Regions from separate parts of the Homo sapiens genome. Here all the other regions are linked to region 2. A link is a loop called in an ENCODE intact Hi-C map of the cell type or tissue named here. Cell type or tissue: adrenal gland. All regions are shown on one strand.

Region 1 (8,000 bases), 320 kb after region 2:
ACAGTTCTGCTCTTTCCCCTGGCAGCCCCAGACGAATCTGCACCAGAACCCAGCCCCAGATTCAGTGATGTGAGATACCCCTTCCTAGATTTCACCTTTAAATCAGCAGGAGGCAACTTCCCATTCTTTTGAGCGATGTGGTCCATTATCTTTATTGCTTCAGTGTTTCTTTTTTGTGATAACAGCCACCGAGGGGACTCCGGCACACACCTGCGAACACCACTCATCACTATCTGGCATTTTCCTCGGTCTGACGTTCAGCCCTGAGCGGGGTGATGCTGTTGCTCAGTGCAGCCTGCCCTCCCCACGTTGGGGCTGTAATCCCTCAAGAGGATGAGGACCTGGGGTCACTGTGCGCTAGCCCATGTGGCCCAGGTCACAGCTCTGTGGGTCACTCAGACTCCTAGTGTCACCTAAGATTTATAGACCAAAAGGGAGCCATCGCTTCCTATGTAGCCTTCCTTCTGTGCAGCAGGGGCCTCATCTCTCCTGGGGCAGCCTTTGTCCCCCACGGAAAACACTCACAGAGCAGATGCTCCATGTATATTACCCGATGACACCAGGACATCTCCAGGCAATACAAGGGCTGTTGAACACTTCTCAAAATATTTCTCAAACAAAATAAAATGTATTTACTGTCCTTTAAAATCAAATCAACACCATGCTGTCTATTTCAAATGGGACGAGGAGGGTACAACTCAAAGACTGGGCCTCTCTGGCATAAGGGTCTTCTGAAAGCTGGCCGGCATTGACTGCCTCACCCTGCCTGAGCATGCAGAATTTGCCTTTCTGCTGGAGAGATCCCTGTTTCACAAGGACGAGGCAGGGGAAGGGCAGGCTCCTCAGAACTCCCTGGCCATACGTGTACAACTCTTTCATTTAGAGAGACTGGGTTAACTCTAGTGCCACCCACAGATGAGGTCTGCTCTCAGCAAAACTAAGACAAAAGGTGGAGGGATGAGAAATTCCTCTCTGTGGACCTTTCTGCTACCCCCTCTTCCCTCCACCACAATAAAAACTGACCTGTGGAGTTCTTTGCCCTTCAGACTCTGCGAAGCACTCACAGCTAATATGATTAACACCTTGTTTGGACTGATTCTGTGTCATAATGGCTCAGGGTACACAGTCCCCAGAGAAGGTTGCATTGAGCAGGCCTGTTGTTCCTTCATTCTGTCACTCATTCATTCAATCAAGATCAAATGCCTGCTCTATGGCTAGATGAGAGGTATTTCAGTGTCTTAATAATAATACCAATAGTACTATAAAAATGAAGAAGTGGGAGAAGAGCAGAGATGACAGCAGAGAGGAAGAGAAGAGGGGGAAGAGGGAGAGGATCAAGAAGATAACAGAGCATCTGACTTCATGCCAGCACCCCTGGGACGGACTCTAGGGGACTCTCGGGAGTGGTAGCCATTGCAGTGGGATTGCCACCTGTGGAGCCTTTCCTACCACTGGACGCTGATACAGATTTCCCAAGGCCACTGAGCAACCCTCAAAAAGCTGCCTCCTTCACCCGGGAGTGAGGTTCAGCCTTGTGTTTCTGGAAAGTGCACATGCTGAGGCCCTGAGTTTTCCTGGATTTCTGTCCGACTCTTGGCATGGCCCACCTTTATCTGGGGGAACCTATCTAAAGAGGCTTTGTCTGAGGAAAGCTCCACATGTAACCTGGGCCGCCTGGTAATAACAGAACAACCTGAACAGTACAAGCGGTGGGAAGCGCTGGCTCCACGCAGCCCCATGCGATATGCGTGTGGGAAACCCCAGGCTCTGTGCAGCCCTATGCATCATGCCTGTGGGAAACCCCGGGCTCTGTGCAGCCCTATGCATCATGCGTGTGGGAAACCCCGGGCTCTGCTCATCCCTATGCATCATGCATGTGGGAAACCCCGGGCTCTGCTCATCCCTATGCATCATGCATGTGGGAAGCCCCAGGCTCCCCTCATCCCTATGCATCATGCGTGTGGGAAACCCCGGGACCAGCTCATCCCTATGCGTCATGCGTGTGGGAAACCCCGGGACCAGCTCATCCCTATGCGTCATGCGTGTCGGAAACCCCGGGACCAGCTCATCCCTATGCGTCATGCGTGTGGGAAACCCCGGGACCAGCTCATCCCTATGCGTCATGAGTGTGGGAAGCGCCGGGCTCCGCGCAGCCCCATGCGTTATGCATGTGGACACCATGGCCTTTGGAAGACGGCCTGTAGGCGCCCCCCACTCCAAGAGACTGGTCCCTCGAGAGGACAGAAAGCGCAGCCAGAGGGGTGGCCGGCGCCCCTTCCCCGTAGGCAGGAGGAAGGGCCTCACCAGTAGTAGAGCAGGAAGAGGAAGGTGGGCAGGGAGACTGCCAGCTGCAGCCAGCGCCAGTGAGGCAGGGCGTAGGCCAGCCCGGTAAGCGCCACCAGCCCCACCGTGAAGGCCATCTGGTACATGATCGCCACCGTTCTTCTGGAGCCCGAGCCAACAAATTCTGTGACTGAAACAGGAGGTGTGGACGTTATGCGGGTTCCTTGCAGGAGCCCAGGAGCCCGACGCCGTGCGTTCAGAAGCTCGGGGCCCCAGTCCAGCTTGTCTCCCCGCGGGAAGCTCCCACCCGGCCTTGCCCAGCCTCACCTGCTCCCAGGCTTCTCTCTTGTGTGTCTCCCATTTCTCCTTCCCGCAAACCACAGCCGCGCTCACGCCTCCCCTTCTCTCTGGGGCCCCGGACCCATCAAACCGGGGCCCCGGACCCATCAAACCAAGGCCCCGGAGATCCACCAGGCTGCTTGGCTCTCTGGCTTTTCCCTGACCGTCGCTTTCCGCGTCTGCTCCTTTACCATCTGCACTCCCCTCTGCCTGCTTCAGGACTCAGTCCACTGGCCTCTCCTCCCCAACGCCTTCCTCGAGAAGCTCCAGACTCAGCTGGAATATTTGTCAGGACCCCAGGGGTGTTCATTCATTTAGCAAATATCTTTGAGTGCCTCCTGGGGACCTGGTACTGTGCGGGGTGTCTGAGGCACATCGTTAAGCATAGGAGGTAGAGTCCTGCCCTGGGAGACCTCATTTGGCAGACGCTCCACATCACAGATAAGAGAATGCAATCCTATGTTAGAGCGTGATACGTGTAACGGGAACAAAAATGAAAAGGGGAAAAGGAAGTCAGGGGAGTCGTGGGTGGAGGGGCTGCGGGTGGTGTTGGAGCGTGGATGTGGCCCCGGGTCAGACCCCCCAAACCATGTGTGGGACGGTGCCTAGCAGCAGAGGCTGTCACAGGCTCCACACGCATGGGGCTGAGCCAGCTCAGCTTCACCAGGCTGCTCATGGCTTCTCAAGGCGGGAACGTGGATCCTCTTGGCCCTAGTGAATGAGTTCTCAGAATGCCAAGTGATAGCACCTTGTTTTCAAAGATGAAAAGACAGGCTATTTCTTTTTTCTCCCCCACAAATGAGTAAAAGTGTGGCTCATCCTCACTGCTGGCTGCCGTGCCCTGGCCTGGGGAAGTACAGATGACTCTTAGGCTGCATTCCTCCCGGAAAGGGTTTTTTGTTTTGTATTCTTAACCTTAGAATATTTGAAAGGGAAAAAAAGGCTGATATGTAAAACTCCTCATGTTGGTTTATACTTCAACTTTTTCAAAATCCTGATTTTCACAATCCTTATTTTATTTGCTCCTGTTTTCTTTCCTAATTCTTGAGTGCCATTCAAGCCCGTCAAGTTTGCTGTATTTATTTTAAGGAGTTGCTGGTTCTTTCTTATGTAAAATGCTAGAATATTCTCTCACTTATCTCCTCTTCTGCACCCCATCCTGACTGCTGTGAGCACATCAGCATGGGGTCTTTTTGTTCCCCAAATAGATTAGTTGATTAATAGGTCAGTAATCTAAGTGATAATTTAAGTGTCTCAGACACAAAAAGAGAGGAGGCCATTCTAGCCCATGTCCTGCCCTAGTCACATAAATACAAGGAACTGGTGCCCCGCAAGCTCCTTGACCCCACAAACAACCCCCTACCCACGTTAGGCCCATCCCATTCTACCCTGAGACCTGGCCTCATCCCCATGATAATTACTTAGGGTGTAGCCAGCCATCCAGTTGCCCTTGCTGACCAGGCCCTGCAGCAGGCGGAAGAGCAGCATGGACATGTAGTTGGGCGAGAAGGCCATGAGCACGCCCGACACCGCGTTGACCAGCACAGTTCCCAGGAGACACAGCTTACGGCCAAACCTTCAGAGAGAAGGAGACATGGAGGGCAGGTGGGAGAGGTTGAAATCTGGGGTCAGACATGCATGGTGGGATGCCAAGGGTCACAGTCGGAGGCCACCGCACCACTGTCCTGGGAGACTGCAGGGTCTATCAGGACAGCAGTGCCCAGTGCACCGCCCAGCCTGCTCATCTGTCCCAACAAGCTCCGCAGCCCTTCCGGGTCTGAAGAGGAGTCTGAGCGCTCCCAGCAGCATCACAGCTCAGCCGGGCAGTGCCCGCAGACCCTCTCCAGTTCACGCCTGTCCCCTTGCCTTATCTTCATATTTAGCAGATGGCATCATTATTATCGCCACTGGTCAGGCTGCACCCAAACCAGGCTTCCTTCCTCCCATAGTCTTATCAACCATCATGGAAGCTTTTCAGTGCCATATTCAGCTCTGATAGTGTAGCCATACAGGGCTGTTTCTCTTCTCCTTTTTCCGGGAATGAAATGGGCAAATTACTCGCTGGGATTGCACTGTTCCCACCCAATTTTTTGACCACACCCCATGTTCTCCAAGAGCCAAGGAAAGAAGCCAAGGGCAGACCATGCAGTGTGCCCGCCCACCCACGCTCCCCACCCGCCTGCCGCCCCCGTCCCCTCTGCCACCCCCATCTGCCTCCACTAGGCCACTTCACTTGTCCACCTTGTGTCCCCTGGCCTCAGACCTCCACCCCGCCTCAGGACAGCCCCAAACCGGCCAGTAAACCCTTGCCCTTTGTGAAAACATAGGAACTTCTGCCAGAACCCACGTCTTCTAACCAGGGATGCTCAGCCCCAGTGGCGGCACCTGGCTTCGTCCCCTCTCCCTGTCTCCTGCAGCGGCATCTGGGTCTGTCTCCTCTCCCTGTCTCCTGGGGCAGTGCCTGGCTCTGTCCCCTCTCCCTGTCTCCTGGGGCAGTGACTGGCTCTGTCCTCTCTCCCTGTCTCCTCCAGCGGCACCTGGCTCTGTCCCCTCTCCCTGTCTCCTGCAGTGGCGCCTGGCTCTGTACCCTCTCTGTCTCCTGGGGCAGCACCTGGCTCTGTCCCCTCTCCCTGTCTCCTGCGGCAGCACCTGGCTCTCTGTCCCTTCTCTCTGTCTCCACCTCTGAGCTGGGCCTCAGACCCCCAGCCAGGCCTGGGTTCCCTGGCCCCTGTCTTCTTCCTGCATCCCTGACTCCCTCCCCTATCAGCCTCCTCATCCTGGACCCTCCCCACACTCTTTTAAAGAGTTGTTCACACAACTCCACTCTCCTGCCTTCGGGTTTTCTCCAACCACCCTGTCCTGGGTGCCAGGCCCCCCACAGCAGATTCTGACCACTCCTCCTCGTGGTCTCCTGGTGCATTTCCACAAGCGCCCTGGAGAACAGTTGTCCTTCGATCTCGCTGCCATTTTTCCTGTCTCCTTTCCCAGGGCACTTTCCCTGCCTACCTTTCTGCATTGCAGTTCTCTCTCGACACCCTCTTCCAGCACATCCTGATATGCTGTACAGCCTTAAATACCAACTACTGGTGACAAACCCCCGATATTGAACTCCAGCCCAGACCCCTTTCCAGAGCTCACTCACATACCCAAGTGGCTCCTTGGCATCTCTTCGTAGATGTCTCAGGCCGTGCAACTCATCTCCAAACCTAACATCTCTAAGAGCCCTAGTTTCCTCCATAACCTCTCCCCTATCAACCGCTGCAACAAAATCCCTTCCTAACCCTCTGCATCCCATCTCAAAATGGCCTCACGACCAGGCACCTGCTGGAAGCATCAATCTTGGCTGTGTCCCCGCTTTCTCTCAGCCCACTAACTGTACAATCTGCATGCAGCTTGGACTCTGAAACACACCTCAAATCTCTCCACCACTCCCCTGGTAGCCCCACAGTATCCCAAAGCAGGGGCCACTGTGTCTTGTCTCCAGCAGCTTCTGCAGTTAATTCCAACTGGTCATGTTCTCCACCACTGAGAACAGATTCGCCCTTAGAATCTGTTCTCATGACATTCAGAGGAGGCTTACCTGGACTGGCCTTTACATACCTGTCTGCAAAGTAGCCAACACCGAGAGAGCCAAACAAGAAGCCCGCATTCAAACAGGACTGAAAGAGGTCCAGCTTCCAGGAGTCAGCACACACCAGGTTGAACTGCCAGTCATACCACGGCAAGAGGAGGACGAAAAGCACAGAACCATGTGTGAGTCAGGACTACACCCTTCCATCCTCTCTTCAGCAAAGCAAATGCAGTTCATCAAACTCGGTATCCCTGGGCTGTTTCACAGAGTTTTCTCCTACTACATTTTCATAAGACAAATTCAAAGTTTCTGATGAATCACTCAGCAAATATCAAATGCAACTAACCCTCGAACAACATGGGTTTGAACTGCGCGGGTCCACTTACAGATTTTTTTTTTTCAATAAAATTTACACCGAGTGTGCCTGTCTCTTCTTCTACCTCTTCCACCTTTTCTGCCTCTGCCCTCCAGGACAGCAAGACCAAGCCCTCTTTTCCTCCTCCTCCTTAGCCAACTCCACGTGAAGATGATGAGGGTGAAAACCTTGATGATGATTCACTTCCACTTCGTGATGTTTTTCCACTTCCTTAAGTTTTTCTTAACATTTTCTTTTCTCTAGCTTACTTTATTGTAATAATACAGTGTATAATACATATAACATACAAGATATGTGTTCATTGGCTGTTTATGTGATTGGCAAAGCTTCCTTCCAGTCAATAGTAAGCTATTAGTTGTTAAGTTTCTTGAGATAGACTGTGCCTTATGGTCACATGTGGGTGGGACCAAAGGTTAGGAGGACATCAGAGGCTCCCATGCACCAAAAGCCAGGGGAGGGAAGATATCAAGGTGGAGGGGACAGAGGAAAAGACAGGCATGGGCTGCTGGGAAGGGCTTGTTTTGTTTGGGTTTTTGGAGAAGGCAGATATTCCCTGCGTTTAGAGGCCTTGGGGAAGAAAACCAGGAGTGGAGGGACATCCAAGAGTCCTACCTCCCATAGCACAGAGCATGGTGATGCTGGCACATGCCTAGACATGGTAGAGGCTGGAGGGCAGAAGAATGGCCCCTTCCTCTTTAGAGTTGAGACAGGCAGAAAGAGTGGACTCTGGGGAGAACAGAGGGTGTTGGGTGGAGGCCTCTCGACCCTTTCAGTTCCTGGTACAGCCCCTCCTGGGTGGTCGACACATCCTTCCTGCCCCCGTCCCTCCACACTGCTTTGTCTGCATCAAGTCCATGGCTCCCCTAACCAGAATACTGTGGAGTACGATGGCAGTGAGTCACTTCACAGCCCTGGGCCTCAGTTTCCCTGTCTGAAACGTGTGTTGTACCCATTCCATCACACCCATAGGGCTGCTGGGTGCATTGGAGGGGAGAAATCACATGCAGATAGCTTTAATAAATAATAAACCCTTTTATTTTAGAAACAGGTTTTATTACCCCCACTTCCAACCCTCAAATCTCTAAAGTTGCCAGTTTGAGCCACACCATGCCCCGATCCTGGGGTCAAACATTCAGAACTGGCTTTGTGCAGTGGCTTATGCCTTAATCCCAGCACTTTGGGAGTCTGAGGCAGGAAGATCGTCTGAGCCCAGGAGCTTGAGACCAGGCTGGGGCAACAGAGTGAGGCCTCATCTCTACAAAATATTAAAAAATTAGTCAGACATGGTACCATGTGCCTGTAGTCCCAGCTACTTGGGAGGCTGAGTTGGGAAGATCAATTGAGCCCAGGAGGTTGAGGCTGCAGTGAGCTGTGTTCAAGCCACTGCACTCTACTCTGGATGACAGTGTGAGACCCTGTCTCAAAAACCAA
Region 2 (8,000 bases):
ATATAAATGTTCTTTGACAATGCCATTTTGTTCATGCAAGGTGCTTATTTCCAATCCTCTTTCATTTGATGTCTAGCATTTTACTGGATTCTTACAACCACGGTTTAGTAACATTCACAAGGAGGAAGTGGAGGATCCAGATGGAGCAACTTGCTCTGGGCACACAACACATTTGCAATTTTATACCCTCTTGATGATGTCTCGGCCAGACATTCTGCCCAGTCATCAATGCCCTCTTCAATTAATATGAAAGGACACACTTGGCATGAGATCCCAGTCGTGCACAGAATATACATGAGAAGTGCGCCTTTGTCATCCCTACTTTCAAAGGTGAAGGCCACCCTCAGCTTCTTGCATGCAACTCATGCCTTTCAAATGAAACCTTACATCTGTGTAGTCCATAGGCAACCACAGGCAAATGTGAGGGTGAAACGCTGTGTTCTACGTTGCTCTGTGTCATTGAAGCAAGGCAGTGCCAGCTCAGAGGGCTCTGGGGCCTCAAGGTAAGGATGCCTAGTTATAGGTACTGCAGCTCCCAGCTGGGCAGTCAAACATAACTGCTAATACTTCCCTTATAGGCCTGCCATCATCACTGACAGAGTAATCCCAGCCTGTCTGCCATCCCCAAATTACGTGGTCACCGCCTGGATTGAATGTTATGTCACTGGCTGGGGAGAAACCCAAGGTGAGATCAATTCCATTGCCCGTATAACAAATTGTTTTTGACCTACAGTGCATGTTACAAAATGAGCATTTTAGAGATCCTTGTACAAATTCCTATCCATGAACATTGTCCAACTCTCCTGACTTTGCCTGGGCACCTGTCTATGTCTCCATAATCAGTCTTCAAGGGATGTGGGCAAGGGGAGGGGGCCATTTCTTTGAGTCTCTCTCTTTTTTTGCTTTCAGAATCTTTTTTTAAATGATCGTATGTTTCCCTTACACCAAAAGCAAGCAAAAAGCCAGTAGAGGTCACTGAGTCTCTTAATCATAATTTCAGCGTTCATATTGCTTCCCAGGTAAGTGGGGTTTTGACCCAGATCTCAAGTTAAGGGTGTTAGATTATTTTTCATTTGAAATTCACCAGACTGGGTTTCTAAATATGATGTAAAACAATAACAACAAAAGTTATAGTTAAACTAGTCTTCTTCCCAAATACCCACATGTCTAACGTGTGTGGGAGGGTGTTAGGCAGGGGACCTACATCTGGGGAAGAGGCAGACAGGCCCCGTGGCCCCAAATCTAGGATGGCATTTGATATTGGTTGATGGGTGAGAGCAAGATAGGGAACACTTGTGCAGGATGTGGTGTCAGCACCTGTATTACATTTTAAGGATTCCTTCTCTTTGCAGTATGCTCTGACAATTATTATACCCATCAGCCTTACCCCCTTGGCAGTAGGAAAACTAAAACTCTTAATGTCTCAATTCCGCTTTCTCAGAGGTGCAGGTGAGGGCGTAGGGAGTCTGGGGCCCTGGAAAAGCGTTCTGACTCTGCCACTAGCCAGATAGACCTGAACTACACACGTTACCTCTTTGTATCACTTGGCTCTAATCCCTGTAAAACCAGCATTTTCAAATGGTGCTTTGCACATCAGCCTTTTGTATAAGCTTTCATTTAATGAAATGTCTTTTGGGTTTTTAAAAAACGTTAAAAACCACTGGCCTAGATAATTTCAAAGCTGGGTTCCCTATTTCTGTCTCTTTCCTATTATATTTAAAACCTCACCTCCTTGACTTCTTGTTCCCTTTTTCTGCACTGCTTAGTCTGGGAGCAGTGAGGCCAAATAAAAGGAAACTTGGCTTGAGGGACACCTATGGGTGTGCCAGGCTGCTCCTGGTGTTTGCATATTTTAAAATTTAAATACTAGAAACCTCTCCGCGTTAGGTATTGTTGTTTCCATTTTACCATTGAGGAAGCTGGGGCTCAGAGAAGGTGCAGGGTGGTACAGACAAACCTGAATTGGAACCCTGGCTCCCGCCTATGGGCTGTCGGGACTTAGAAAAGTCGTGAGCTCTCGCTGATTGTTTCCTAGCTGATGTGGGCTGCAGGGCTGTTACAGGGAAATAATAAGAAAGTGCATCAAGTGCCGAGCACATCCTAAGCACTCCACCATGGCAGCTCCTACTAATAATATGGAATAGAGTTGAATCTAACATGACTCTTTCTTGCAAGTGACAGAAAATCCAACTCAAATTGGATTAAGCAAAACAAGGCAAATTCTTAGTGAGCTGAAAAGTCTTCAGGCTCACATTAGGCCCCAGACCCCAGACCCTCCCAATCATGGAGTAGGCACTATTTGGGGCACAAAGGTGACACTCCCGTGGCTGCAGATGCTGTGGTGGCTCTGGCTCTGTTGAGAAAGAATAAGAAAGGCCACTCTCTCCCTTACATGAACAATAGTCTGTCCACTCTGAGAGACTGAAATTGGGTCATGGTCCTGCCCCTGAGCCCGTCACTGATTGGCTCTGACCTGCATCAGCTGTTCCATGCTGAAGGTGGAGGCAGGACCCCATTCATACCCAGAAGGGAGCAAAAGGTAGATCCCTCACCAGAATTATGGGATGTAGGGTGAAAGGCTGCTGGGCAGCCAGAAAACAAACAGATCCTCTACAATACTTCAACTGATGAAAGCATGAAGCTAAAATCATAAGGATCCGGGTGTGAGTTCTGTCTCTCCCATATTCCATGTGACGTTGGGCAGTTATTTAATCTCTTTTAGCCTCAGCTTTCTCATCTGTACTTACATATAAGGTCATTGTGAGGATTAGGGTTATTAATCATCGCCGTCATCCCCGTCCACCACTTATCATCATCCTCCCCATCAACATCATCACCACCACCGTCATCATCATTACTACCATTACCATCACCACCATTCCACCACCATCACCATCATCACCATCACCACCGCCATCATCATCATTACTACCACTACCACCGCCATCACCACCATCACCATCACCACCATTGCCATTATCACTACCACCACCATCATCACCATCACCACCACCATCACCATTATCATTACCACAACCATCATCACCACCACCATCATCACTATTATCACTACTATCACCATCACTATCACCACTATCATCATAAATAAACATCACATAACCGGCGTGTAACCGGGCCTTGACCCCAGAGCCCACTCGCTGTGTCCTCTCTCCCACCCCCTTCTGCACATTTCTAACCACCATCCTGCACTGGCTCCCTGTCTCCTCTGGTCTCACCCACATGTCCACTGAGAAAATGATTCTCAGAACACTAACTAGACCAGGAGGAGTCACAAAACATAACTCAGATCTGTTTATCGATTTTCTATATGTTGATGACATCAGATCAATGGGTGTTCTCAGCTTCTCAGAGGGAGGTCGAAATTCTCCCCCTCTCCCCTTCATGTTTCCAGACCTTCCTTGACTTGGATATTCCAAATGCAGAGTAGGTGTTGAGGCCAAGGGGCTCTTCCGTGTCAGCCCCATCCACAATCACTGGGCTAATCTTGTGGCCCTCTCCCCAGGACCCAATCAGGGAGGGCTTCAATCCTCAAGGTCACCCGTGGCCCCCCGCCCTCAGAGGTGCCATCTCTACATTGGCCACTGGATGGCAGCACATACTCACAGACCGCGTCAATTTCCTGGCAACTAGTGGTGGGTTTACCTCCTGATCAGGATGTTTGCCTTGCTCTGAGAGCAGATCTGAGAGCAGTGATATCTAACTTAATTTTCAGCAAAATATTTTGAAAAGGGTGCTCCCTCACCCATCTACACAGTCCACGTCATGCACCCCCTGCCCGATGCTTGGTAGCCAGGAGGAGCTTCCTCCATGCAGCTCCTTCCCGGCTAGGGCTGAGCTGGGCTCTGGAGCCAGGCTCTGGGAAGAGCCTCTTCTACGCTGCTCATGTAAACTCCAGATTCAGTGTCAGTTTTCTGAACCTGAGACAATGATCTAAGTGCAGTCCAACACTTTGGGGGAAGAAAGAAAGAGTGCCTCAGCTTTTGCCTGTGTCATGCTCGCAAAGCAAAATATTTTGAGAAATTCTAATCAAAGCTGGGCTTGCAAAATTGGAAAACGATTATTTGTGAGAGCACTGAGACATCCTTGGCGTGTCCATCTGGAAAAACAGCATTCCCTCTGGCAGTTTAGCAGATGTTCTGTTTCAATTTGGCAAAGGAAATAAAGCAGTTTTTCACAAAAGAAAAACTACAACTAGGAGAATTGTCCCTAGTTGTATTTCTTCTCCCTAATTGTCAAGGAAGTGTAAATCAGAAAATGAATCAGGACAATTTCCACCTACTATGTTAGCTAATCTTTTAAAAATTGAATACTCACAAGGGTGAGGAGAATTGTTTCCAGTAACATTTTATACTGTCACACACTTTTAGAAAATAATTTGGGAGTGTTACCGCGAGATGGAAATATGTCAACATAATTATGGGAACTTAGACTTCAGAAAAGAAACGAGAATGAACTTTATGAACAAACATGTGGAAGATTGGAAGCAAGAGTGGGGCCAGTGTGCACGGGGAGGAAGCATTTGGGCAGTGACTCCGCAGACCCAGGCTCAAGCTGAACTACACAACCTCCTTACACCTCAGTTTCCTCAGCTGTAGAACAGGAATGATAAAAGTGCCTGTTTCATAGGACGGTTGTGAGGATGAAGTGAGATACACCACATTAAGAGCTTGTGCCTGAAAAGGTTAATTCTTAGTAAATGACGACTATTCTTTTTATTGCAATAAAATATACACAACATAAGAGTTAGGATTTTAATTATTTTGCAGGGTACCACTGAATGGCATTCAGTACATTCACAATGGTGTGCAACCATCACCATATTTTCAGAACATTTTCCTCATCTCAAAAGGAAACCTCATGCCAATTAAGCAGTCACTCCCCATTAAAATATTAGTTATGAAGATTGTAGCATTATTTTAAAAACTCATGATATACATTGATTGAAAAAATCAGTATATAAAATTGTGCATTATGATGTAAGTAGTAAAGAAGCATATAAAAAATCTGAAAAAGTATATAAAAAGAATAGCAATTGCATTTCTCAGACTCTCTTTACATTGTAAAAATCATTTTCATACTTTCAAAAGAAAAGCAAAAAGTACACAAACAACAACGAACGTAAAACACCATGACAAAGCCCAGATCGTTAAACCCAGATCTCAGGAACACAGAATCATATATGATGTTTACACTCTCCAAGGTCAGAGAGTCCAGCGGCATTGGGAGCTGCCTTGTGTTCTGCAGCCTCACGGACAGACAGGAGGTCCAGTGCCACTGCTCTGTTCTTCTGGTTTTCCTCCTAAACATGTTTTGGGTTCAGCAACCATTTCTTTCATCTTTTAAACACAGGTACCTTTGGGGCTGGCCTTCTCAAGGAAGCCCCAGCTTCTTGTGATTGAGAATAAAGTGTGCAATCGCTATGAGTATCTGAATGGAAGAATCAAATCCACTGAGCTCTGTGCTAGGCATTTGGCTGGAGGCACTGACAGTTGCAAGGTAAGAAAAGGTCAAGAGACCAAAGTTAGTCTTGTGCTCTCCCTTCTTGGTCTCAGCCCCTTAGACTTCAGTCCCAAAGAGGCAAATTCTAGAAGGATTTGTCAACGTTAGACCCCAGTCTAAGTGTTGTTTAGAAACTGCCTAGATCTGTCCCTGAATGCGTATTCAGATCATCTAAGGGGATGTCTTGGGGCTTGAGTTCCAGATCGGTAGCAAGGGAGTTTTAAGTGCCGTAACTACCTCAGGCCACTCACCCTCCTGGGGTGTGCTGGTGGCCAGGGACTAAAGTGGTGACTTTTCCGACAGGGAAGGAGGTAGAGGGTACAGGACAGAGACCAACTGCACATACTTTACAGTGATGCCCAGGCTAGGCCAGTCTAAAGGAAACACCAACACAGGAAGGGATGTGTGCAGGATTCACAAGGGTTTTTTTTACCCCTGGGAGAAACTAAGTGGTGTGGTTTCGCTGAATAGATTTTGCTAAGTACTTAAGCACTGCAGATGCTCCAGTAATATGCCCATAAGTTCCTTTCCAATTTCAATTACTGGGAAAATATACATATGGACAATAGATGGATGCCACAATAAAAGGCTGGCAGCCTAACCCTCACATGAATTTTTCCCTACCTCTATTTAGGGTGACAGTGGAGGGCCTCTGGTTTGCTTTGAGAAGGACAAATACATTTTACAAGGAGTCACTTCTTGGGGTCTTGGCTGTGCACGCCCCAATAAGCCTGGTGTCTATGTTCGTGTTTCAAGGTTTGTTACTTGGATTGAGGGAGTGATGAGAAATAATTAATTGGACGGGAGACAGAGTGACGCACTGACTCACCTAGAGGCTGGAACGTGGGTAGGGATTTAGCATGCTGGAAATAACTGGCAGTAATCAAACGAAGACACTGTCCCCAGCTACCAGCTACGCCAAACCTCGGCATTTTTTGTGTTATTTTCTGACTGCTGGATTCTGTAGTAAGGTGACATAGCTATGACATTTGTTAAAAATAAACTCTGTACTTAACTTTGATTTGAGTAAATTTTGGTTGTGGTCTTCAACATTTTCATGCTCTTTGTTCACTCCACCAATTTTTAAATGGGCAGATTGAGGGGGTTGTGCTGTTTTTGATAAGGAACAGAGCACAAAGACCTGAGCAGGCTGCAAGGTCACAGAGGGCAGAGCCGAGAAGTCCTAGGAAGTTGTCCATGCATTTACCTCATCAGCTAACGAGGGCTTGACACACATTTTTATGTCTTTATACCTAACTCTGAGATGAATGTTTTCAAAGCTGCAACATGTATGGGGAGTCATGCAAACCGATTCTGTTATTGGGAATGAAATCTGTCACCGACTGCTTGACTTGAGCCCAGGGGACACGGAGCAGAGAGCTGTATATGATGGAGTGAACCGGTCCATGGATGTGTAACACAAGACCAGCTGAGAGTCTGAATGTTATTCTGGGGCACACGTGAGTCTAGGATTGGTGCCAAGAGCATGTAAATGAACAACAAGCAAATATTGAAGGTGGACCACTTATTTCCCATTGCTAATTGCCTGCCCGGTTTTGAAACACTCTGCAGTACACGTGTCACAGGAGAATGACCTGTGGGAGAGACACATGTTTAGAAGGAAGAGAAAGGGCAAATGTACATTTTTTACGATTTAAAATTTTAATTGTTACCAAACAAAAATATCCACTCAAAATACAATTCAACAATGCAACAGTCATCTTACAGCAGAGAAATGCAGAGAAAAGCAAAACTGCAAGTGACTGTGAATAAAGGGTGAATGTAGTCTCAAATCCTCAAAGAGTTGTGTTTATTTCATCGACAAATAGATTATTCGTATTCAATTCTGATGTGTTTTAAAGACTAAGATGCTCATTTTACGATTAGCGCACATGTGTATATTGTCACCTGTTCTCCTTAGAAAAATGCTCTTCCTCATGGTTAATGTTTCCCTTTGGTACCAATTTTGCCTGTTTGCATAAAGTATTTCATTTTTAAAACTCAGCATAAAATATAGACTGCATCTGAAAAGATATTGAATATAACATATAAAGCAGAACACACAAGTTCCACATTTCAAAAGCCTCGATAACAAAAAAAGAAAGATCAAATCCCTTATTAGTCTCTGTAAAGTCATTTATAAAGCTCCTGCTGATCCTGTTAAGCATGGATATAATTGATCTTTCTTTTAAATTAAAATGTAAGCTTTTCCCCAAGACATGTCAAAGTGCTAAGAATGAATAGGAATTGTCCATGTTTTTCGCTTTTGACCACGGGCACCATCGGAACTGAACTCACAAATATAAGAAAAATATCCCTTCACTTTTAAAATCCTAAGACCCAGAAATCAGAATCCATGGGATTTGTTTAGTAAAGAAGGGAATCTGTGGCTCTAGGTGTCCACTAAAGGAGAGCCAAAAATGTCCCAAATAATCTCAGAACCACAGCATCATTTTGTAAATAACAGAGCCAAGTCCTCA
Region 3 (8,000 bases), 370 kb after region 2:
ATGGGGCCCAGAGACAGGCGGTGCGGCTCCGCTCCGGGAGGGCCCCACATTCTCGCTTGGGAGTAGCTGAAGCAGGGGCTGCTGAATGGACTGTTCCACAGGGCTGATGTGGGGAAGCAAACCGCCCAGCAGCTCCACGTCCTGATGAGAGACAGCTCTGCCCTCCCGAAGGAATGGCAAGCCTCAGGAAGAGATAGAAACTTCATTTCTTCATGAAAGATGAAAAGATGTCTTAAAACTAAAGCTACTTCCTGGGGCTGGTGAATGAAGAAAGTGAAAAGGTCTGAAAGGGATTTTATTTACCAAGAATGACTAAATGCGCATGCACAAGCACTCTGAAAGCTGGGGATCCTCAAAGGTCTGCTAGACATACCACTTGTGAACGTGGAGGTCTTATGTGTAACCAGACAAGTGGCCAGTGCTGCGCGATGGAGCGTGAAGACTCCTGCAGACACACCAGCAGTATCACCTGCTATGAGAAGGTGGGCCTTCCCAGGAGGGGCACTGGAGGTAGGTTTGGAATCCTGCAGACACACCAGCGGTGTCACCCTGCTATGAGAAGGTGGGCCTTCCCAGGAGGGGCACTGGAGGTAGGTTTGGAATCCTGCAGACACACCAGCGGTGTCACCCTGCTATGAGAAGGTGGGCCTTCCCAGGAGGGGCACTGGAGGTAGGTTTGGAATCCTGCAGACACACCAGCGGTGTCACCCTGCTATGAGAAGGTGGGCCTTCCCAGGAGGGGCACTAGAAGTAGGTTTGGAAGGATGAGGAAGGTGGGCCAAGGCATTCCAGCACCAAGAGCAGCATATGTAAACCCACCAGGTTACAGGGTGACTTTGGGAACTAGTGAATAACCTGATGGCTGAGGCATGTGTAGGAGCAGCAGCTTGCAAGGCTACCCTGGTACATGGGAGCCTCTCAGACATCTTCAAGCTGTGTCAGAGAGAGCCTAGACTTTCCTTCTCTGCATGATAGGGCCCCTGAAGGCTTCTGAAACAATCCTTCCTTCCTTCCTTTAATCAAGATTTACCGAGCACTGGGAAAGAGGACAGCAAGAGAAGGCACAACCTGTGACATGCAACATCTGATTCTGAATGACTGAAGGATTCACCGAAGTGTGAGGAAGGCAGAGAACAGAGAAACACAGAGTGCTAGCTCCGTGCTGTGGAGTTATGCAAGTGAATGAGGCTGATCAACTTTCCCATCATCAACTCACCCAGAAAGCAGAACATTCACTTTCCCAGTTCTATTCAGGGGCCACAGGTGCTATGAGCAGATGCACCAGGGCGCTGTCTACAATCTGTGACCAGGAGCAGCGATGCTGACCCAGCTTCCCTCCATCAGGTGCTGCCGTCGTGGAGATGCACTCAGCACCAGGGCACGGAGCACCTGCTCCTTCTCGGCGATGCGCTCAGCACCAGGGCACAGAGCACCTGCTCCTTCTCGGCGATGCGCTCAGCACCAGGGCACGGAGCACCTGCTCCTTCTCGGCGATGCGCTCAGCACCAGGGCACGGAGCACCTGCTCCTTCTCGGCGATGCGCTCAGCACCAGGGCACGGAGCACCTGCTCCTTCTCGGCGATGCGCTCAGCACCAGGGCACGGAGCACCTGCTCCTTCTCGGCGATGTGCTCAGCACCAGGGCACGGAGCACCTGCTCCTTCTCGGCGATGTGCTCAGCACCAGGGCACGGAGCACCCGCTCCTTCTCAGCCGCACCAGGGCACAGAGCACCCGCTCCTTCTCAGCGATGCGCTCAGCACCAGGGCACAGAGCACCCGCTCCTTCTCAGCGATGCGCTCAGCACCAGGGCACAGAGCACCCGCTCCTTCTCGGCGATGCGCTCAGCACCAGGGCACGGAGCACCTGCTCCTTCTCGGCGATGAGCTCAGCACCAGGGCACGGAGCACCTGCTCCTTCTCGGCAATGTGCTCAGCACCAGGGCACAGAGCACCTGCTCCTTCTCAGCTATCACTACTCTCCCCTCCCAGAGGACATGATCGGCAGCTCTTTGACATCAGAGCAGGCTGGGGTTTTCTTTAAACACACTTCATTTTTTTTTAAAGAGTTATTACATCCACACACGGTTCAAAAATCAAATTATGAAAGGTATATAGTTAAGACTAGCTGTTCAAAACAAAAGCAGCCTTTCACGATTATGTGAGGGAACAAAGGGCAACACCCTTATTAGTGCCAGTTTAAAACCTTCCTTCACACCCTGGACTCTGCCCTATGTGCGTCCTGGTTGATTTTAACCTACATCCTAACATTTAGGCCAGTTTCCTTTCATCCTTCTTACAAATATAAAATCTCTTACCCTTCTCTAATATTATTTGGCATTCCAAAATAAGGAAGTGTCATGGTTAAAACCAAATCAAAGGCAATTCTGACTGTGCACAGCTCAGCCTCCACCCAACCTCAGAACCACTGGATCAGACCAGGTTTTAGTTTTTTTGTACATTTACTTGATAACTAAGACACAATTTGCCTACAGTGAAATGCTTAGTTCTGACACGTATCGCTCAATCCACTGTCAAGAAATTCATAACAAAGTAAAGAATTAGACCAAGGTTTTTGTTTTAAAAGTGGTCCGAGATTTCAACTGAAGGGAGTTAGTTGAAAATTTTAATCCCCTTCCTTGGAGGAAGTTAAATGTGGAACTTTGTGGGAAGCCACGGATTACCTTGAAGGTAGTACTTGGTCTTGTCAGAGGTTCCAACTTTCCGACTGAAGTGCTGATCGTTGGGCTTCACCTGGCATATGTTGGCTCCAGAGCACGCCGGGTTTCTGGAGCTTGTGATGGAGGAAAGTTGGATCTCATACAGGTAGTTGTCCCCATTGGTCCTCATGTCCCCAGAGGCTCTGAACAGCCTGAAGAGACAGAAAAGATCACAGTGACATGGAAGTCCTTCAAGAAGGCATTCATGACATAAACCCTCAGTCCTCAGAATCACTGCAGGGCCCCAGGATGCTTCCTTTCCTAGGGAAAGGAAGCACGGACACGCTAGGGCAGCACGTCTGTGACCCCACAGCAATTCTGAGGACACCAGTTTCCCTCTCAAGAGGCTTTCTCCCCAACCAGTTCTGGCCTCTGAGTGCTAATCCACCTTCCTCAGGTGCCGTATCCAGCACCACACGGCCCTCGCCCTGTCTGTGCACCTCGGCCACCACCCCCAAGAGCAGCCCCAGTAACACTGCTGAGAAACTTATTTTCTAAACACTGGTAAGCCCAGAAGATTCCTGCTCAAACATGTCAGAAGGCTTCGGCTTCAACCCCTGAGATTATCATGAAGAGAGGGAGAAGGACGGGGGATTTATTTTTACACTCATGAGAATTCACCATCTTTGGTGTTAAAACTTAATGATTGAGTAACGCTTTTCCTCAGTTTAAGCAAAAGATGACGATGACTCCAGCAACAGTAACTAAAACACAGACCTATTTATCCTGCAGTGCTCCCCGATAGGGAAAGAGCGGCATTGCTGGTTTAATTTTGAACACATTTCACAGCTCAGAAGGAAAACGTTTTACTTACTTAAAATAAATATCTCCGAGGCTGAAGCTCTTGCCATTTATAGGGTTGGTGATGGTCCCATTCACCATCTGCACCTCCTGAGGCTTCACGGCGCAGGCAGCCCGGGAGTCCCAGCTGAAGTAGTAAGTGCAGCTGTCGATATCAAACCTAGGAGGAGGGAAGCACAGGCTACAGTCACTTCCCCAGCCAGACATAAGGGAAGACTGCAAAACAATGAACACTGCGGAGCCCTTGAAGCAGCTCACTGGCTTTCAGTCAAGGTGCTGCGAGACTTCAGTTGGGTCCCGAGGCCCCCACTCCCCGGGCTGCGCAGGCCTAGGCAGAATTTCCCGACTCAACACTGACGGCAGCTCGGAGCGAGGGTGGTTATTTTACTCACTTCTTTTCATCACCACAATGGACAGGGAAGATGACTGTGGTGCACACATCAGTAATGTGACAAAGCAGGCAAGCATTCAATATAAATTTTTTAAAATTTGTAAACCGTGCAACATTCAAAACCTGGAAAATTTGCTCCTAGATTTTTAGATTTTTGTTTAAGCTTCTCAGACTCATACATTCATAAATCCTTTGGCAATTTCTGAGTCACCCCTTTTCCAAACTCAGCGTCTGGAAGGAATCAGTTCTGTTCACAAACAGCAGCTCACATGCACCCTCTGTTGGCCAAGCTCTCCCTGGCACCAGATGCAATGTGGCCGGGAAAACTTGAATATAATCCAAGCACATCCCAGGTCCAGATGCAGGTCCCAGCTGCTCGAGGGTCCCAGCCAGGCTGCTTGAACACCTCGGGTGGGACAAATCCACGCCCCTTTGTTTCTACTATGACATTCAAAGGTAGAGGTCAGTTAAGTACTGCTCAGCCAGTGCTAAACCTAGTTCAAGAGACAAGCTAGCCCAGAGAAGTTGCACTGGTCTTGTAACAGTGTCTCAGCACTGTATCTGGAGGTCTTCCCTGCCTGGAGCAGCCCCGCCCAATACAGCACAATCAGCGGCTCTGGCCCTGAGCTCCTAAGACTCAGCCAAAACCTGCCCATGAAAACCCCAAGGAGGAATTCCCTCCAGTATGCTCACTGCACAGTCCCGCTCTGAGCCCCCAGTCTCCTGACCTCTTGAATGCAGGTCTGCCCACCGTCTTTGTACAGGTCAATTCTATCACGGAGGATGCGGTCTTATTTCCACCACACGGATAACCTTTGGAGTACGTGACAACAACTTTGTCACCTGAAACACACAAATGATTGAACTGACATTATTTCTAGTGCATTATAAAAAGCCTCAGGCAGGCGCAGTGGCTCACACCTGTCAATTCCAACACTTTGGGAAACCAAAGAGGGCAGATCACTTGAGGTCAGGAGTTAGAGACCAGCCTGACCAACATGGTGAAACCCCGTCTCTACTAAAAATACAAAAATTATTCGGGCACGGTGGCAGGTGCCTGTAATCCCAGCTACTCAGGAGGCTGAGGCAGGAGAATTGCTTGAACCCGGGAGGCAGAAGTTGCAGTGAGCCAAGATCGAGATGGCGCCATTGCACTCCAGCCTGGGCAACAAGAGCAAAACTCCATCTCAAAAACAAAAACAAAAAACAAACAAACAAAGCTTCAATGTTAGGAGTAAAAATCTGGTTTAAAGGCCAGAAGAAAATAAATTTTGGGCTCCCTAAAGGTTTATCGACCTGTTCTTGCATTCCCACACTCAGGGGTGGTCACCTGGCCCACTGCACAATTGTCACAGCCTAAGACCTGGGGTCAAACCCAAACCCTCCTACTCCCGTACTTTGTGGCCCTGGGTTGCTGAGCTTCTGAGCCTTGAGGGCCTTACCTGCAGAACAGGGCACTGTCCAAAGTGGGCAGGTTTCGGGCATGTATAGAAAGTGCCCAACAAACTCATGTGAACAGTGGGACCCCGGGTAATGGCAGCCTTCATTATCGCTCCAATTGTGTAAACTCTCTCTATCATATTAGGTGCTTTCCTGACAGGTACCCTCATGTGAGCCTCCCAGTAATAACAGAGCACAGAATGGAAAAAGTGAAAAGCCAGAAACAGAAACCAACTGTGGTTTTCTAGGGTCTTCTAGCTTTCAGTCGAGCACTGTCTGCTTTTAAAAGTGACCCATTAAAAGAAAAACCTGAGCCCTCGAACCCGCAGGGTCTGAGAGAAAAGTGAGTACATGCTTTAAGCTGCAGGTATCACTGGGGCAGCATGGCCGCCAGGTTCCAACTCTCAAGCCACCACCAAGAGGCTGCTTGTGGCTGCGCAGGGGGCTGTTCTGGGAACGGTCTGGGCCCAGCCTGGCTGCATGGACAGATGATGTCTCCAGGGCATGGCGCAGGGTGTCCAGGGGAAGCAGGTGCCTTCCACCCTGACCACACACACACAGATCCTTCCAGGCAGGGGCATGCGGTGGAGGCAACATGGGCACAGTGCTCACTTCCCGAGTGTTTTCCACAGGACACAGGCTGAGGTACTGAGGGCTGCTGGATGGTGAGGTGGGAGGTGGGACTCTAGGCTCTCAGGCCTGCCCCAAACTCAAAGCTGCTCCAGCTGAATTTGTTTTAAATATTGGGCTTCTGTGTAAAATTTTGGAAAAAAGAATTCCACTGTTTTACGGAAAATTTTTAAAACTTCTGGCATATGGGATCAAACAAGAAAAAACTTTAATAGTGTAGACAGCCCTTACTGATTGGGCAGGAGGCTCAACCTCCTCGGCTCAGGGGCCCAGCCTGTGAAACGGATGACAACGCTGCCCCATGGAGTGGATGGGGATTAAACATATATTAAGCACAGCTGCTTGAGACATGTTGGTTCTGAAAACAAAAAGTCTACCTCCCACCCCAACAGGGGTCCATTCCCTAAGCGGACAATGGGGGCACCGTGGTTGTCCTTAGATGCTGTCTTGTTGGCGCCAAAGATTAAGAGCTCATTTGGTGTCAGACACCAGATTATTTCTCGTTCCGGTCAGCAGGTGCTCAGGATGCCAAATGCCAGTCCCAGGAGAAAGCATGAGCTCTTCCCGCCAGGCGAGGCTGGACTTGCAAAATGGTGCTCTCCAAATGGAGGTGGCCTGCAGGTCACCGCTAAGAAGTCAGATGATCTAGTTCCATGTCACCCCCTGTGTTCACTACTCTCTTTTGCTCCTCCTGCCTCAAACTTTTAGGAAGCCTTAAGTGTTTTAGTCATTTCAGTTGGCTGAAGTTGGGGAAAGACTAGTCGAATATCCATATATACTGCAAGATTACAGGGGAAAAAGCAACCCTCCACGACCTTCCCTCCTTCCCCCTTCTGGGGCAGTGTGGGAGTGGCAGCAATAACTGACCTCTAAAGCAGTAAGAACCTCCCAGGGAGGGCGGGTCTCAGGCTGGCGGTCTGGGCGCCACTTCCTGTATGGCAGCTCTCCCTCCACCTACCAACCTGCAGAGTCTGTGTGTGATTTTTATCAAGGGTGGCAGTAGTTTTCTCGGAATTCTCTTTCTCCATCTCAACATCTCAAGCTAATCTGAAGTAGCCCTGTGGCTGAATCAGGACAACTCGGGAAACCCCACTCCAGCCTAAGAGGCAAAGGTGAATATTTTCCTTTACTGGTCCCTCCAACAAATCCTAATTGCTCTTACTAAGAAACCTCTATTTTCCTCCTTTAAATAATGAAAGAAAACAACTTTCACTCAGCAACCAAGTACAAGATCAATTTCCCGTGAAAAATTGTTAAGACATTTTACAAAGATGTACCTCTGAACTACCTGTACCAAGTCCTCATGCAACTGTTTGGCTTTCCTAAACAAACACGTGTGTTTATGCCAATTTAGGCACTTGATCTACAGCTAGAACGTGAACTTCAGAGGAACTCTGAACATTCTGAGACTTCCTCCTGGATAGACGCACTTCCCCGAGATAGCCCAACCCCTCTAAACACACAGACTAGGACCTGCAGTCTCATATAATACAAAGCAGCACTTATTTTAATGTGCCAGGAGAGCCAAAATGCCTGTGAGACAGTGACAGGCAATCATATCTGGAGGTTTCCACCAAAGCACATGCTCACTCTCCTTGCCATCCTGAGAACACCCTCACCTTCCCGGTTCAGATGCTGCTCCTTGAACCAAGGACCAGGACCCACAGGCCTTACCTATGACACCCAGCTTCTGCGTGTGAACGAGTCCCAGGACCTGGACGTCACCAGTTGTGGTCCTTCTGCAAATGCTGGCCCTTTCAGAGCAGCCCAGGGGCCCTTTATATATTTTCTGGCACAGATTTATATAGTACCTAGAAAACGACACAAAGGGGCAGGTAAAAGGCATGCAAGTGACGTCTCTGCCCTGACACAGGAGGGCTCTTCACTTTACTTTCAGAGAAAGGTTCTGATAACTAAGGGCTCCATTCCATCACTGAATGTAGCACTAAAATAGCTTTTCCAATTAAAAAAAAAAAGGGCAAAAGAAGTCTTCACTGAAGAAGGGAGCTCACCAACCAGAC

What was found. Hi-C counts contacts between places; a loop is a spot of excess contacts. Peaks named below come from ENCODE experiments on the same cell type or tissue, not always from the same donor. Only the 100,000 strongest peaks of a DNase experiment are listed, where the experiment ranks them.
Region 1: it touches region 2 in a loop (4-fold over the local background); 95 of 110 quality-filtered maps call a loop at or near these places.
Region 3: it touches region 2 in a loop (2.7-fold over the local background); 68 of 110 quality-filtered maps call a loop at or near these places.

Annotation. Positions count from the first base shown.
Region 1 is chr6:160,128,430-160,136,429 of GRCh38, reverse strand. It overlaps SLC22A1 (solute carrier family 22 member 1), which reads right to left. Exons shown (of 11, transcript NM_003057.3): 2 at 6,223-6,326; 3 at 4,044-4,198; 4 at 2,305-2,473; 5 at 96-210. Among named protein-coding and RNA genes, the nearest start is that of SLC22A1, 11 kb to the right of the region's middle. RefSeq lists an enhancer at 1,339-2,538. In adrenal gland, no CTCF peak of the experiment used is centred here; no DNase peak of the experiment used is centred here; H3K27ac peaks cover 212 bases.
Region 2 is chr6:160,451,741-160,459,740 of GRCh38, reverse strand. It overlaps SLC22A3 (solute carrier family 22 member 3), which reads right to left. Exons shown (of 11, transcript NM_021977.4): 11 at 7,164-8,000. Among named protein-coding and RNA genes, the nearest start is that of SLC22A3, 110 kb to the right of the region's middle. In adrenal gland, a CTCF peak has its summit at 3,597 (motif pointing right); a DNase peak (open chromatin) is centred at 3,700; H3K4me3 peaks cover 496 bases; H3K27ac peaks cover 946 bases.
Region 3 is chr6:160,084,785-160,092,784 of GRCh38, reverse strand. IGF2R (insulin like growth factor 2 receptor) reads right to left here. Exons shown (of 48, transcript NM_000876.4): 41 at 7,654-7,790; 42 at 4,638-4,752; 43 at 3,532-3,678; 44 at 2,682-2,869. Among named protein-coding and RNA genes, the nearest start is that of SLC22A1, 33 kb to the left of the region's middle. In adrenal gland, a CTCF peak has its summit at 4,200 (motif pointing left); a DNase peak (open chromatin) is centred at 4,404.